2 separate regions of the Homo sapiens genome follow, and region 2 is linked to region 1. The links are chromatin loops, found by intact Hi-C in ENCODE. Cell type or tissue: breast epithelium. All regions are shown on one strand.

Region 1 (8,000 bases):
TCGAGACCATCCTGGCTAACACGGTGAAACCCCGTCTCTACTAAAAATACAAAAAAATTAGCCGGGCGTGGTGATGGGTGCCTGTAGTCCCAGCTACTAGGGAGGCTGAGGCAGGAGAACGGTGTGAACCTGGGAGGCGGAGCTTGCAGTGAGCAGAGATCGCACCACTGCACTCCAGCCTGGGCGACAGAGAGAGCCTCCGTCTCAAAAAAATAAAAAAAAAAAATAAAATAAAAAGGCATATGTGACTTATTTCAGAAACATTATTTGATGTTTATATAAATTGATGCTTCTGGCTAATCTGCACACCCTCGGGAATTAAAAATACTATACTGAGGCTGTGAGAGGGTCTTCCGTGCATTAGTAAACATCTGTCATACCCATAATTTGAGATGCCAAACAGCTCTCACTAAGCAATCCTAAACACATATCACACCCTTTAGGGAAGTTTTTTCCCCCCTCAGCTGCACATACACATTAATTTTCTCTCCACCTTTGAATAGGCCTTAGGGGATGGCACAGAGCCAACTGGAAGAACACGCCACTCGAATGTGGCTAAATACAAACATGCTGGTACACTAACCACAAGATGCAAAATAACGTGAAATGAAACAAAATCAAGAACACAGAGCTAAAGCAGAAAAATGCGTTATTTTTGCCAGTATTTAGGATGACTTTTTTTCTAGACAGTATGAGACTCTTATATACTTAGAAATCCTTAAAAGATAGGAATTAGTCTTTTTTTTGTTTTTCTGAGACAGAGTTTCGCTCACTGCCCAGGCTGGAATGCAATGGTGTGATCTCAGCTCACAGCAACCTCCAACTCCAGGGTTCAAGTGATTCTCCTGCCTCAGCCTCCCGAGTAGCTGGGATTACAGGCACGTGCCACTATGTCCAGCTAATTTTGTATTTTTACTAGAGACAGAGTTTCAGCATTTTGGCCAGGCTGGTCTCGAACTACTGACCTCAGGTGATCCGCCTGCCTTGGCCTCCCAAAGTGCTGGGGTTACAGGCATGAGCCACTGCGCCTGGCCAGGAATTAGTCTTCCTTTTTTTCTTTTTATTTTTTTTTCTTGAGACAGAGTCTCGCTCTGTCACCCAGGCTGGAGTGCAGTGGCACGATCTTGGCTCACTGCAACCTCTGCTTCCCGGGTTCAAGCGATTCTCCTGCCTCAGCCTCCGGAGTAGCTGGGACTACAGGCACCCGCCACCACTCCTGGCTGATTTTTGTATTTTTAGTACAGATGGGGTTTCACCATGTTGGCCAGGCTGGTCTCGAACTCCTGACCTTGTGATCCACCTGCCTCAGCCTCCCAAAGTGTTGGGATTACAGGTATGAGCCACCGTGCCCAGCAGTCTCTCTTTTTAAACAGGAAGTCATGGTGAATAAATTGCCAAACCCAGGTAATCACTGCCTGATCATCCAAATTGAGTTTCCCTAAAATGATATTTGATTTCAAGATGCTCAACTTCTGGGCCACGCTGGTAGCTCTGCCTGCACCTTCCAGCAAGCACTAAATGTGCTGAGATGATTGAGGTATGTTTCTTATGTGAGTTTCCTGGGCACAAGGACCATGATTTACTTATTTCTGAAGCAGTACGCGCGCAGTGTTTAAGACGGTCAGACTCCTGGGTCCAACCCAATACTGATGCTTATGGGTAGTGTAATAATGAATTAGTTCCTTAACCTTCAATGCCTTAGTTCCCTCACCTGTAAAATAGAGATAATAATAGTCTCTCCTTCATTGAGTTGCTCTGGGGACAAAAATAATGCACAGAAAGCATTTACCACAATGCAAGGGAACTGAAATGTTCAATAAAAATTATTATTATTATATATCCTTTAGTGTCTAATACAGTAATTGGAACATGAAAGTTGACTGAGAAAAAAGTTTCAAACGAAGGTATCTGTTTCATGGGCAAGGAGTTAGAAAATACAGAAGGAATTTCTTGTCATCTTTGTCTACTCCTTCAGTAAAACATTATTCTGTGCTTGCAAATGTGAGGTCAGTGTTAATTCTCTGTGTATATATTTTCTCTTCAACCAAATGGTGAACTCAAGGTCAGGGATGGTGCTAGTTCTGGGCCCTCTTCCACAGCACACTTCTCTTTAAACACTGGATGCTTTTACACACTAGTTTTTACCAGTGTGTGACTGAAGATTCCTTAGCTGACTTCCAACCCCCTTCAAGGCTCAGCTCACAATAAGTAAAAAATTGGTGCTTCGGAGTCACAGAGTTGAAGAAAGCAGACTAATACATTTAAGAAAGATTTTCAAAAAGGGTTTATAGAATAGGCAATTTAAAAAACCTGCTTTGGGGCCAGGCATGGTGGCTCCCACCTGACATCCCAGTACTGTGGGAGGCCGAGGCAGGCAGATCACTTGAGGTCAGGAGTTTGAAGCCGGCCTGGCCAACGTGGTGAAACCCTGTCTCTACTAAAAATACAAAAATTAGCTGGGCGTGATGGTGGGTGCCTGTAATCCCAACTACTCGGGAGGTTGAGGCAGGAGAATCACTTGAACCCGGGAGGTGGAGGTTGCAGTGAGCCGAGATCACACCACTGTACTCCAGCCTGGGCAACAGAGCAAGACTCCATCTTGAAAAAAAAAAAGTCATCTATATAAATATCTTTCAGTGAATAAAATTATCTTACCCAATTCTTCCAGTTCTTGAATGACTTCTTTCCACACAGGCTCGATATGAATGCAGCTAAAGCACCAATCGGAGGTGATCTTGATGAGGTAGGGTTTCTTGAAGCTATCTGGAACCACTTCATTCACATAATGTGAAAAGTGCAATAAATACTTTTCGTCAATTGAGTCCCGCCGTTCAGAATTAAAAGGGAAGTGAAAAAAGGATTCATCAAAATAAAAATTTTCATGGAAATGGCGGAAGCGATACTCTCGCTGCTGTTGCTGCTTCTGGTAGCCCTGGTTCTCTCCAGCGTCTCCATATTGATCATAATTTGATCTCTTTTCTTCATTTGAAAGAATCTATAAAGGAAGAAAAAAATCTAAACAACAACAAAAGGTTCATCCAAAAGACTTTTTTGTAAGCAGCTTGAAAGACATAGGAAGAAAATAAATGCAGCCAGTCGTGGTGGCTCACACCTGTAATCCCAGCACTTTGGGAGGCTGAGGCGGGTGGATCACTTGAGGTCGGGAGTTTGAGATCAGCCTGACCAACATGGAGAAACCCCGTCTCTACTAAAAATACAAAAAATCAAATCAGCCGGGAGTGGTGGCGCATGCCTGTAATCCCAGCTACTCGGGAGGCTGAGGTAGGAGAATTGCTTGAACCCAGGAGGCGGAGGTTGAGGTGAGCCGAGATGGTGCCACTGCACTCCAGCCTAGGCAACAAGAGCGAAACTCCGTCTCAAAAAAAAAAAAAAAAAAGAAAAGAAAAGAAAAGAAAAGAAATGTAAAAATTATGACACGATTATGTGAGGCCAAGGTTTGGAGGATCCCTTGAAGCCAGGAGTTCAAGACCAGCCTGGACCACATAGCATGACTTTGCTACAAAAAGAAAAAAAAAAATCGGCCAGGCATGGTGGTGCGTGCCTATAGTCCTAGCTACTTGGGAGGGTGAGGTGAGTGGGAGATTGCTTGAGCCCAGTAGTTGAAGGCTGCAGTGAGCTGTGATCGCATCACTGTACTCCAGCCTGGGTGACAGAGACAGACTGTCTCTTAAGAAAAAAGAAAAAAGATTATGACATAATTAGATATTCTTTTTCTTTTCGAGATAGAGTCTCACTCTGTCACCCAGGCTGGAGTGAAGTGGCGTGATCACAGCTCACTGCAGCCTCCATCTCTCAGGGTCAACCTTCCATCTCAGCCTCCTGAGTAGCTAGGACCATCAGCACATGCCACCATGCCTGGCTAATTTTTGTATTTTTCACCATGTTGTCTAGGCTGGTCCTGAATTCCTCAGCTTAAGCGATCTGCATGCCTCAGCCTCCCCAAGTGCTGGGATTACAGGGCGTGAGCAGCCACTGGGTCCAGCCGATTAGATATTCTAAATGCAGTCATTCAAAAGAATGAGAAACTCTTCTTTCACTAGAGAAACATTAAAGAACATTCAAGACTAAAATATTTCAGTTTAGGTACTCATGCTCATCTTGGCATTAAAGATTTCAAACTACCACAACATTAAACACTTCAGCAAAACAAATAAAATAACATAATGTTGATCACCAGGGCTCAATGACAAGAAAATTGACCTGGTCATACCTGGTGAGTTGGACCAATTCAAACCAAGATAAGAAAAGCTATGAACACCAAATAGCTATAGTCTAGTGCCTTGTCTGTTAATTTACTTTGTTTTACAAAATAACTTTGAAGTCTAAAATTCAGGAATCTGTTTTAGAATGATGACGTGTTATTCTATGAGCTAAGCACTGTCTGCTGAAGGGCATTCCCTATACAAATCAGAAAGCCACTGAATTCTCTTTGATGCATATTCCAGACCAATCTACTTGAGCTGACATACTGGAAAATTACTGAAAATCTTGTGTTTAAATGTATTTGTTACCTCGTGCCACTTTAATAAATATAGGCGATTTGGTATGTGATTCTTTAATGCATATTTCTAAGAAGGCAATAGTGACACATACAGACATACTCAGGGTAATTCTACAATTCTAGTTAAAGCCTTTAAAATAGGCCAGTTTTTCCAAGAGCTGAAGTGTTCAGGCACTTGTTCCAATATACTGGATGTGGCCAAATATGTTCTATTATTTTTTATTTTATTTTATTTTTTGAGACGGTCTCCCTCTGTTACCCAGGCCTCGATCTCTGCTCACTGCAACCTCCCACTCCCGGGTTCAAGCAATTCTCCTGCCTAAGCCTCCTGAGTAGCTGGGATTACAGGCACGTGCCACCACGCCCGGCGAATTTTTTTTGTATTTTTAGTAAAGACAGGGTTTCAGCATGTTGGTCAGGCTGGTCTCGAACTCCTGACCTCGTGATCCACCCACCTCGGCCTCCCAAAGTGCTGGGATTACAGGCATGAGCCACCGCATCCAGCCTGTTCTCTCTATTATAATCTAGAAACTGCATCAAGGGCATGGGGAACATGACCTTTCTGACAACTTTACAAAACTCATCACCTCCTAAGGCATATTTTGTAAGAGCTAATGGATGCATCACAAAGCTGGACACGATACCTCGTAAGCCTTACTGATTTGAATGAACTTGTCTTCTGCTCCAGGATCTTTGTTTTTGTCAGGATGCCTGAAACACAAACAGGCAGGCGGTGAGAAAGGATGTAACTTTTAATGCACAGTCATTTAATGTCCTTGTCCACAGAGTTCACTACAGAGGCAGACGGAGGGCTATTTTGTTAGGAAAGTTTCTTAAAATAAATGATAGAGGCAATCAGTTGTTTTACATGACTATAATAAATGAAACTTTGAAACAGGCTATTTTTTCCCAAAGCACTCCAGCAGGGCATGTTTTCAAAGCACCATATAATACTGCAGCATTTCACAGAGGAAGGTGGGAAATGGTGCATGTCTGTACACTGCTCCCAAACACTGCTAAAGCTGGCTGAAGGCTAAGTCGTTTATCCATAAGAACCCATGTCTTCTCCTAGGATGGCAACGTTTCATCCCAATGCTAGAATGATATCAGGATGCTAGAATGCTGTTGTTTCTTCTGATAACACAGGTAGACATGAGAAATAGCTTTTAGGATAGACTAAATTCATTTAGTAACAATCAGGTTTCAAACTGCACTTGTGCCTGACTTTCAAATTAGAACATTTTTCGTTATTATTACGATTGCTTTTTACCTGGATAAAGATTTCAAGGCCACTGTTTTTTTTGTTTTTTTGTTTTTTTTGAGACAGGGTCTCACTCTGTTGCCCAGACTGGAATGCAGTGGTACAATCTTGGCGCACTGCAACCTCTGCCTCCCAGGCTCAAGCGATTCTCTTGCCTCAGCCTCCCGAGTAGCTGGGATTACAGGCCTGCGCCACTATCACCCGGCTAATTTTTGTATTTTTAGTAGAGATGGGGTTTCACCATGTTGGCTGGGCTGGTCTCAAACTCCTGACCTCAAATGATCCACCTGTCTCGGCCTCCAAAAGTGTTGGGAATACAGGCGTGAGCCACCACGCCCGGCCTCAATGCCACATGTTTAACATTTTTTGCCATGTTGTCCAGGCTGGTCTCAAATTCCTGGACTCATGCCATCCTCCTGCCTTGGCCTCCCAAAGTGCTGGGATTACAGGTGTGAGCTACCACACCCGGCCAGCTTTGGAGATTTTAAAGTTCTCGATAGTAAGGGCTAGGTTTAATTCCTTGAAAGCCCCTAAGACCTAAATCAGTGTTTTATATGGACTGATTTTTCAATGTTCACTTTAAGAGACTTTGTATGACAGTATTCTTTACATAATCACTTTTGGTAACTTCTAGTAAATTTCCTCTGACATAGGTTCTGGAAAGAAAAACAATTCACTGGGAAGCAAATGACTATTAACGATACACCAAGCACATTGGAATAAAAAAAAATCTACAACTTAATGGATTTATTCTAGCAGGAATGTGTTTGAATGAATTATACCACATATTCTGATTTCTCTACAAATAAGGAAACTCCAAATTGTTGACTGCTGAGTTTAAAAATCATTCCTTCCTTAACCATTTAATCCTTGCTATGAGTATTAGTGGGGGAAAAAAATCTCAGCTAGTCATAATGAAAACAGCATGACTTAAGGAAACGAGATGGAGACTCCAAAGCATTTCTGGATGACAAAAAAAAACACAAAAATACCAACAAAACCAACCCATCAACCAAACCATCAGGCTGACGACTGAGTGGATCAAAAATTATGCAATCATACAAATGAAGATTTAACATATAGAACTCTGTAGAAGAAGGGTAGGAAGGGGCTTTTTAGGAGAATGAACCAAAGAGAGAGTCTTGAGGGCAGCTAGGTTAGAAAACACAGATCCTGAAACAGAGGAGGGCAAGGCTGAAGAACAGGGAGGAAACCACAGCACTTTCAGCTGTATTCATACGGAATACTTTCCTAATTGTGGGAAGACACCACAAGGTTGAAAACATAAAAAAAAAAATTCAGCCATAGGAAAGTATTGTCCAATGCTATTTTCAGTTAATATGAAATTATTTCAGGAACTGCAATATAATACACAATCTTTAAAATTCAAAGTAGAGGAAATATTGCGTGTAGTATCTACTGGCTCTCTAGTTACCTCTTAAAGGAATAAAAACAAAGATAGAGAAGGTAATACAGCAAAGAATTACACAAAATAATTTACTGTTAGTTTATTGCATAACCACGTCACACCAATCTGCCATTCTTTGGGTGGGAGGAGTTATTTCTTTTGCTAATGTGGATAACAAACAAAAAGTACCTACGATAAAACTTAATTATTGGGAGAAAAACATAGTTTTCCTAAGGGAAAAAGTAAAGTCAAATGGTTTCACCAAGCAAAGTAAAATTCTTAAGCAGTCTAAGAAACACTTAGTAAAATGTATCAGAGGAAGGCTCCAGATCCAACTCAACAAGTAACCACTTCCCCCTGCTATAGCTCATTCTGAAAAGTCAAACTGGGAAACACTGCTATTTTCAGTGTATATCAAGCCATTAGTAAGCAAAACTTAAACTATTCCAAGTGACAAAGCATTGTCATAGCCAAAACCGCAGAAAATAATAGTAGAGCAAAATTAAAAACGTAAAGTAAAATTTTAGACTTTTACTGGATGACACACTCAATACACTTCTATGGTGATGAATTATTCCTAGAGAGAATCTAATTAAAAAAGAGAAGAATATGACTCATTTAATTAATATCATAACACCCTTTTCAGCTCTGGAAGACAGAAAAGTCAAAGCTATACATTTTAATAGGTCCCACATACTCAAGCTGTCACTTGTGTTCTTAAAATATTGTCAAAGGCTATGCCTTGTCCAAAAGAATGTTGTTACCTTATGAATTTGCTGCAGATTTATATATCCTGCTTTAAACATAAA
Region 2 (8,000 bases), 670 kb before region 1:
AAGTGGGACTTCTGTGTCGAGGACTTCTGATTCCTGCAGAGAAAGAGACCCGTCTGTGGGCAGGGGCCTCCTTGTGCACACTCCTGCGATATAATGTGTGTCTCAGCCTCACTCCTTCATCTTCCCCATCTGTGTGAAGGCCTGAGCTGCCTTCTGTCTAGAGAAAGACTGATGATAATAAAAATACTATCCTATTTGCCGGATGAGGAGACCGAGGCTTAGGGAGACTCGCTCAGATGGGTACTTTTCAGGCTAGAGGGACAGAGGCTGATGGTACAAGCCAGAGTGGCCACCGTAGAGAGGACCCCTTTGGAGCAGCCAGTCCCCTTCTTCCCACCCTCCCAGACAGCAGGGTGAAGGGAGCAGGGGGAAGCAGTTGAGAAGCTGTGCAGAGAGACTGGGGCCTGCCATAGACCCAGCCATCTCTCGCTGGGTCCTCTTCTCCCTCCCTGTCTCCAATAGTGACTGACACTGTCACTGTTCAGGCCAAGGCTTTCCCTCTAAGTGCACTATGTATTTCAGCCGTGGAGCAGTTAACTATCACCTCCTCCAGGAAGTCTTCCTGGAATACCCAGGTTGAGTTGAGCCGAGCACCCTCCTCTGATGGTTCCTCTGGCTTGGCTCTTGCCAACCTGGATTGTAACTGTTTTCATTTTTGGCTCTCCCACTAGACTGGCAGCCCACGGGCATGAAATGTTTGTCCATCTGTCTCCCTGGGTTTTCTGGGCTTCATCTGTGTCTCTGAGGATCTGGTTGGCCTGAAATTGTCAGTGTCTCTGTCTCCATCTCTGGGTCCCTGAATGTCTCAGCATCTGTGGTTTTTCTGTTTTTGAACGTCTTGGGGTCTTGGTTTCTCAGTTACTGGCTAAGTGGTCTCTGTTTCTCTGGGTCTCTCTCAGTCTTCATTTCCTGGCTCTCCTGGTCCTGCCAGGCTGGGCACTGCCCCTTTGGCCTGAGGGGGCCTCTGGGGGGTCCTGGCTGCCCGGCCTGCCCACAGCGAGGCCAGGCTAGGGTAGGCCCCCGCCCAGCCCGCTGCCTGCTCCCTCCCTCCCTCCCTGCTTGCCTCACCACAGGGTTTGATGAATCAAACTCTTTGTCTGGGTGGGATCTCCCCCAGCCAGCTGGGCAGAGAGAGGGCTTCCCCTGCCGGAACAGCCAAACAGCATCAGCAGCGGGCCTGGGCCCAGAGAGGTGAGGGGCTGCAGGAGGGAGGCTGGCAGAGGGCCACAGGGCAAGAGCTGTGGGGGCTTGGGCCTCTCAGATCATCAGGCCTGCCCCGATCGGAGGGCTGGCTCCCCAGGGATAACTTCCTGCCCAGAAAGGACCCATCCAGCCTGGCCCACCCAGGGGCTGGAAGCTGGGGTGGGGGACAGCCCCTCTTTCACTCCAAGCCGGGGGTGCTGGGGCACCTCTTTGAACTTCGAGAAGGCCCCTGCCTGATCTGGGTGGTGGCCCGCCTGCCAGTCCATGACCCTCCCAGCCAACTTGGCATGGGTGTGGGCACCACTCAGCACTGAAGGCCGCAACTCTGGGCAAGGGTCGGGGAGATGGGGGGAGAAACATCAGAGCAAGGACCTGTGGGCTGGTGTGTGTCTGTGTGCATGTGAAGGGAACAGGAGGGTGAGAAATCTTGGGTGCCTGTGTAAATATCGGACGGGTCAGCGTGTTTGTGAGGAGTTGTCTGTGAATGTATGCGGTTGTGTAAAAATGTGTGTGTCTGTGACTGTGTGAGCCTGAGTTTGAAATGTCTGTATCTATGAAAGTGTACATGTCATTCTATACTTGGGAGAAAATGTAGTGTGGATGTATATGTTGGGAAATGGATTTGTGTGACAATGTATGTATTTGCATGTCTGGTGACATGTCAGTGTGTTTTAGAGAAGTACAAGGTGGTTAAAATCATCGATTTCAAAGCTAGAACGGCCAGGTTAGAATCCTGGCTCCACCATTTACCAAATAACCTCTCTGTGCCTCAGTTTCCTCACCTATAAAATGGGGATAATAAGAGCATCAACTCACAGCGTTGTTGTGAGGATTAAATGAGATAGTATGTGTAAAGTACTTGGCCTATCATTCAGGCAATGCCAAGCAAGTATCAGCTATTTCTATATAATTAGACATGTGAGTGTGTTTGTGGAGATGTGTGTACACAAGTGTACACAGGGGTTTGTCCAGGCCTCCAGGGGTGGTGGCTTACTGGCCAGCCCCACTGTCCTCTGTCTAGGTCTGATATCTTCTCTTCTGCAGGGCCAGGTGGGTGGCAGAGCAAAAGAGGAATGGACTGTGGGCCACCTGCTACCCTCCAGCCCCACCTGACTGGGCCACCTGGCACTGCCCACCACCCTGTAGCAGTGTGCCAGCAGGAGAGTCTGTCCTTTGCAGAGCTGCCCGCCCTGAAGCCCCCGAGCCCAGTGTGTCTGGACCTTTTCCCTGTTGCCCCAGAGGAGCTTCGGGCTCCTGGCAGCCGCTGGTCCCTGGGGACCCCTGCCCCTCTCCAAGGGTTGCTATGGCCATTATCCCCAGGAGGCTCAGATACAGAGATCACCAGCGGGGGGATGCGGCCCAGCAGGGCTGGCAGCTGGCCACACTGTCCTGGTGCCCAGCCCCCAGCTCTGGAGGGACCCTGGAGTCCCCGACACACACAGCCACAGCGCCGGGCCAGCCACGGCTCGGAGAAGAAGTCTGCCTGTGAGTCACCCTGGGGAAGGCGGGTGTGGGTGCCATGGCAGGGGGATAGGGGAGGGGCTGGGCAGCTCCTTAACCTTTATGTCCCAAGGTTCCCCCAAAAGTCAGGACAAGTGGTAGATTAGTGATAAGGAAACTAGTGGGGCTCAGGGAAGGCAAGTGACTTGTCCAAGGTTATGCAGTGAGTGAGTCACCATTCTGGGCAGCCTGATCCCTCTGTCTACTGCAGCCAGGCCCTGTGCTCTCCTTACCCCTCTCGTGGACCCCAGGGCTCTGGGGACCAGATGCTAGCAGAAACACAGGCCCTTCCCTTGGGCATGGTGCCTGAACCTCCCCAGGTGCTCAGGGCCAGGGGCAGCAGCAGGGAGGAGGTTGGGGGAGACCCCAGCCCGTGCTCTCACTCCTTGCCCCCAACCCTAGGGCGCAAGATGCGGGTGTACCAGCGTGAAGAGGTCCCCGGCTGCCCCGAGGCCCACGCTGTCTTCCTAGAGCCTGGCCAGGTAGTGCAAGAGCAGGCCCTGAGCACAGAGGAGCCCAGGGTGGAGTTGTCTGGGTCCACCCGAGTGAGCCTCGAAGGTCCTGAGCGGAGGCGCTTCTCGGCATCGGAGCTGATGACCCGGCTGCACTCTTCTCTGCGCCTGGGGCGGAATTCAGCAGCCCGGGCACTCATCTCTGGGTCAGGCACCGGAGCAGCCCGGGAAGGTACCAGCTCCTCCCATGGGCCCTGAGGGCAGCCAGATGCCGGGTGGGGGTGGGGGTGGGCGATGCCCACTCACCGGCCGCCTGAGGCCGTCAGGGTGCCTGGGCCGGGGCCCAGGCCCCAGGCCCACTCTCTGGACCCCCCACCCTCAGTTCTCGCCCTCTCCAGGGAAAGCATCTGGAATGGAGGCTCGAAGTGTAGAGATGAGCGGGGACCGGGTGTCGCGGCCAGCCCCTGGTGACTCACGAGAGGGCGATTGGTCCGAGCCCAGGTACCACCTCCCGTTTGGGCTTGGGTCCGAGACAGGGTGCAGGCGAACTAGGGCCGTGACGCTCTCTCTTTCCTAGGCTAGACACACAGGAAGAGCCGCCTTTGGGGTCCAGGAGCACCAACGAGCGGCGCCAGTCTCGATTCCTCCTTAACTGTACGTGGGAGGGGGGTCCCTGGGAGGAGGTAACGGAGGAAGGGGCTGCGGTGTGGAAACGGGGAAAAGAGGGTTTGGAGAGTTGAGAGGTAGGGATCGAGTGAGAAACGGAGAATGGAACTGTCGGTATCTAGCACTCAGTAGGTGCTCAATTTGTTTATGGAATGAATGAATGAATGAATGAATTCACTGTGTCCAGATATCCGAACCGCGGCAAAGGTTAAGTGACGCGGGCTCTTGAGGGAACCGAGGAAAAGCCGGGCAGGGGCTGGCGGGCGCCCCACGCTCTCCCCCGCCCGTCTTTCCCCCAGCCGTCCTCTATCAGGAATACAGCGACGTGGCCAGCGCCCGCGAACTGCGGCGGCAGCAGCGCGAGGAGGAGGGCCCGGGGGACGAGGCCGAGGGCGCAGAGGAGGGGCCGGGGCCGCCGCGGGCCAACCTCTCCCCCAGCAGCTCCTTCCGGGCGCAGCGCTCGGCGCGAGGCTCCACCTTCTCGCTGTGGCAGGATATCCCCGACGTACGCGGCAGCGGCGTCCTGGCCACGCTGAGCCTGCGGGACTGCAAGCTGCAGGAGGTGGGCGCGCGCGGGGACCCGGCGGGGCGGGGGCGGGCCGGGGAGTACGCGGTCCGGGGACTTAGCGGGAACCGGGCCATAGAGGGAGGGGGACACACAAAGGGGGTTGCTGGCGCGACTGTCCGCGCGGAAGGTTGGCTCTAGGACCTGACTACACGAGGCCGTCTGGAAGCGAGGACAGCAAGCCGCTGAGCGAGAGGCGAGGGGAGCCGGGCTTGGGTGCGGGTAGGGGGCGGAGCCAGCGGGACGAAACCTAGGATAGGACAGGGCCGGATGAGGAGCGGAACCATTGGAAGAGCAAACGCCTGGTGGGCGCGGAACAAGGCGGGGCCAGGATCAGGGGCGGGACCTGGGGGGTGGGCGGGGCTCTGGGAAGAACGCGTCGGGGCGGGGCTTAGGAGAGGGGCGGGATCGAGGACAGGAAAGGCTTGCACAATTTCCCGCGGCGGGACGTGGGTCGCCGGGCCCGCCCGGCGCCAGATTAGGAGTGGGGCTAGAGAAGGGGCGAGGACGCGAGGTGTGGCGTCCTGGGGTCTGGGGATGTGAGGCCAGGGCCTCCGAGGTGAACTGGTCCTGCCCTTTCGACCCCGTGTGTGCCCTCCCTCAGGCCAAGTTTGAGCTGATCACCTCCGAGGCCTCCTACATCCACAGCCTGTCGGTGGCTGTGGGCCACTTCTTAGGCTCTGCCGAGCTGAGCGAGTGTCTGGGGGCGCAGGACAAGCAGTGGCTGTTTTCCAAACTGCCCGAGGTCAAGAGCACCAGCGAGAGGTGAAGAAGTGGTCTGGCCTGGCCCGGGGTGGGGACGGAGCCAGTGGTTGGCCAGCTCCCAGATCTGGGGTCTCCATCCTGGCTCTGACTCCTCAGGTTCCTGCAGGACCTGGAGCAGCGGCTGGAGGCAGATGTGCTGCGCTTCAGCGTGTGCGACGTGGTGCTGGACCACTGCCCGGCCTTCCGCAGAGTCTACCTGCCCTATGTCACCAACCAGGCCTACCAGGAGCGCACCTACCAGCGCCTGCTGTAGGGCTGGGGGCTCTGAAAGGGGCGGGGGCGTGGAGGGAGTCTCAGGCAGGTGTAGGCACTGAGGGCTGGGTGACGTAAGGTGACTCTGGGAGGGGAGGGGTCCCTGAAAAGGTCTCTGTGACCAGGATAAGGTGAGATGCAACCCCAAAGGGCAGTAAGGATGTGCTGAGAAGCCCCCTGAGGACCCCGTGGATGGCCAGGGTTGTGGATCCCAGGAATTCAGGCCTACCTGTGATTCCAGAGTCCTCCCCATTTTCCAGCCTGGAGAACCCCAGGTTCCCTGGCATCCTGGCTCGCCTGGAGGAGTCTCCTGTGTGCCAGCGTCTGCCCCTTACCTCCTTCCTTATCCTGCCCTTCCAGAGGATCACCCGCCTCAAGATGTTGGTGGAGGTACCTCGAGGGGACAGGCCACAGTGAGGGCTGGGCGAGGGAGATACACCTGTGGGCGGGCCGGGTCTCGGGAGTATGAGGACTGCCTCATTGTGCTGATCCCACCTTCCAGAACATCCTGAAGCGGACAGCACAGGGCTCTGAAGACGAAGACATGGCCACCAAGGCCTTCAATGCGCTCAAGGAGGTGAGCTGGGCAGGGCAGGGGCTGCTTGGCTCCTGAGGCCCCCCCTGGACCCCCAGCACGTCTCTAAAACAGCCCCCAGCTGTCAGAGTCTCCGGTCCCCAGGCAAGAGTCTGAGGCTGGGCTCTGGGAGCCGGAGCTGAGGGGCTGCAGGTGACCTCCCCACGGCTCCCCCAGCTGGTGCAGGAGTGCAATGCTAGTGTACAGTCCATGAAGAGGACAGAGGAACTCATCCACCTGAGCAAGAAGATCCACTTTGAGGGCAAGGTGTGTGTCTGCAGCCAGCGGGATGGGGACCCCAAGGGGCAGCTCTTGTTTCTTCCTTGCCCTGGGGGCTTCAGGCCAGTTAATCGCTGCCCACACCCTCCCATCTACCATCTTGTGCTCTCTGCCTGGTGCCCCTGGGCCTGACCCATCCTTCTCCATCCCTCTAGATTTTCCCGCTGATCTCTCAGGCCCGCTGGCTGGTTCGGCATGGAGAGTTGGTAGAGCTGGCACCACTGCCTGCAGCACCCCCTGCCAAGCTGAAGCTGTCCAGCAAGGCAGTCTACCTCCACCTCTTCAATGACTGCTTGCTGCTCTCTCGGCGGAAGGAGTGAGTCGGGGCAGTCAGGGGTGGGTAGGTAAAGTGGAGCCAGGCTCTCTTCCTCCCCACCACTGGGCTTATGACCAGTCCATCCCTGGGCCTGGGAGTCCCTGCCTGTGCCAGGGTATGCTGCCAGGGCACCCTGAGATTTGGAGGCTCCTGAAGCAAAGGCAGAGATGTGAGACAAGTCCATGTTCCAGAAGGGAGAATCAAGGGCTAGACTGTATGCCGAGGACTTGGAGATGCTGTGAGCTTCAGCCAGTAAGAGCAGAGACTAAGAGCATAGCCCTAGAGTCCCAACTCTGCCCTGAGTCACAGCTATGCCAGAAGCCAACATTTACTCAGTACCTACTCTGTGCAAGGCATGCTACGTGGATTATTCCCTTTAATCCTCCAAATACCTCCCTGGGAAATAGGCTTCTCTGTTACTCTCAGATCATGGAGCTAGTAGGTGGGGGAGCCAGGAGGATGCCAGCTCTGTCTGATGGCAGCACCATGCCTGACTCACAGTGAACACTTGTTCAGTATTAGCTGGGATTGTTAGGAAGAGTGAGGTAGAAGACTACCTGGATAAGGTGAATGGGATAAAGGATGGACATGTGGGCTGGGCACGGTGGCTCACACCTGTAATCCCAGCACTTTGGGAGGCCAAGGTAGGAGGATCACTTGAGTCTAGGAGTTCAAGACTAGCCTGGGCAACATAGTGAGACCCCATCTCTTAAAACAAAAAAGGATGGACATGTTATGCTATAAGAAGAATTCATTCCTGATTTGTTTGTTCATTTAGTAAACAGTCACTGAATCTCTGTTCTGTAGCAGGCCAGTGCTAGGGACATAAATATGAATGAGACTTGTTTTCTGCTCACAGAAGCTCTCAGACAGTGAAAATACATTCTGACAACCATATCATCAGGGTTTTGATATAAGGGTGTACTGCGGTATTTCCTGGTGTGGAGTGAGAATCAATAAAGCTTCATAGAGGACAGGACATTTGAGCTGGGTTTTGAAGGATGAGTAGGAGTTTTCCAGGTAGACAGGTAGTTTGAGTGCAGGAGTACAGCAGAGTCATGGTAGGGTAGAAGAGCGGAATGTGTGTTTGGGAATCATGAAGCCTAATGTGGCTGGATTTGTAAAGGAGAAAGGCAGCAGAGGGAAGTTGGGATGTTGAAGGTCATGATAGAGAGGTTGGACTTTTTCTGAGGCAGCAGGGAGCGTGGAGAGTTAAGCAGAGGGATGATATTTTGCTCCTGGCCAATTTGGAGGATGAACTGGAAGGGGAGAGGCCAGAGGGTCTTGCAGTTGCTCAGGAGAGGGTAGATGCTCCAGAAGTGGCAGGGTACTTCAGGATAAGTGGATTCAAGGGACAATAAGGAGGAAAGACAGGACATAGCTACCAGATGGGTGTAGGGGGGATGGAAAGGGAAGAGGTGAGCATGA

Evidence for each region. Peaks named below come from ENCODE experiments on the same cell type or tissue, not always from the same donor. Only the 100,000 strongest peaks of a DNase experiment are listed, where the experiment ranks them.
Region 2: a loop joins it to region 1, with 5 times the contacts of the local background. A loop is called at or near these places in 6 of 110 quality-filtered maps.

What each region holds. Positions count from the first base shown.
Region 1 is chr1:15,531,470-15,539,469 of GRCh38, reverse strand. DNAJC16 (DnaJ heat shock protein family (Hsp40) member C16) reads right to left here. Exons shown (of 15, transcript NM_015291.4): 3 at 5,167-5,233; 4 at 2,656-2,995. Among named protein-coding and RNA genes, the nearest start is that of DNAJC16, 8.6 kb to the right of the region's middle. In breast epithelium, no CTCF peak of the experiment used is centred here; no DNase peak of the experiment used is centred here.
Region 2 is chr1:16,203,331-16,211,330 of GRCh38, reverse strand. ARHGEF19 (Rho guanine nucleotide exchange factor 19) reads left to right here. Exons shown (of 16, transcript NM_153213.5): 2 at 2,248-2,688; 3 at 3,106-3,387; 4 at 3,554-3,656; 5 at 3,733-3,809; 6 at 4,121-4,383; 7 at 4,991-5,151; 8 at 5,248-5,400; 9 at 5,664-5,793; 10 at 5,906-5,980; 11 at 6,155-6,244; 12 at 6,412-6,572. The coding sequence starts at 2,277. Among named protein-coding and RNA genes, the nearest start is that of ARHGEF19, 5.3 kb to the left of the region's middle. RefSeq lists enhancers at 2,093-3,065, 3,066-4,039 and silencers at 4,086-4,535, 4,736-4,805. In breast epithelium, no CTCF peak of the experiment used is centred here; DNase peaks (open chromatin) are centred at 4,610 and 5,361; H3K4me3 peaks cover 2,742 bases; H3K27ac peaks cover 2,890 bases.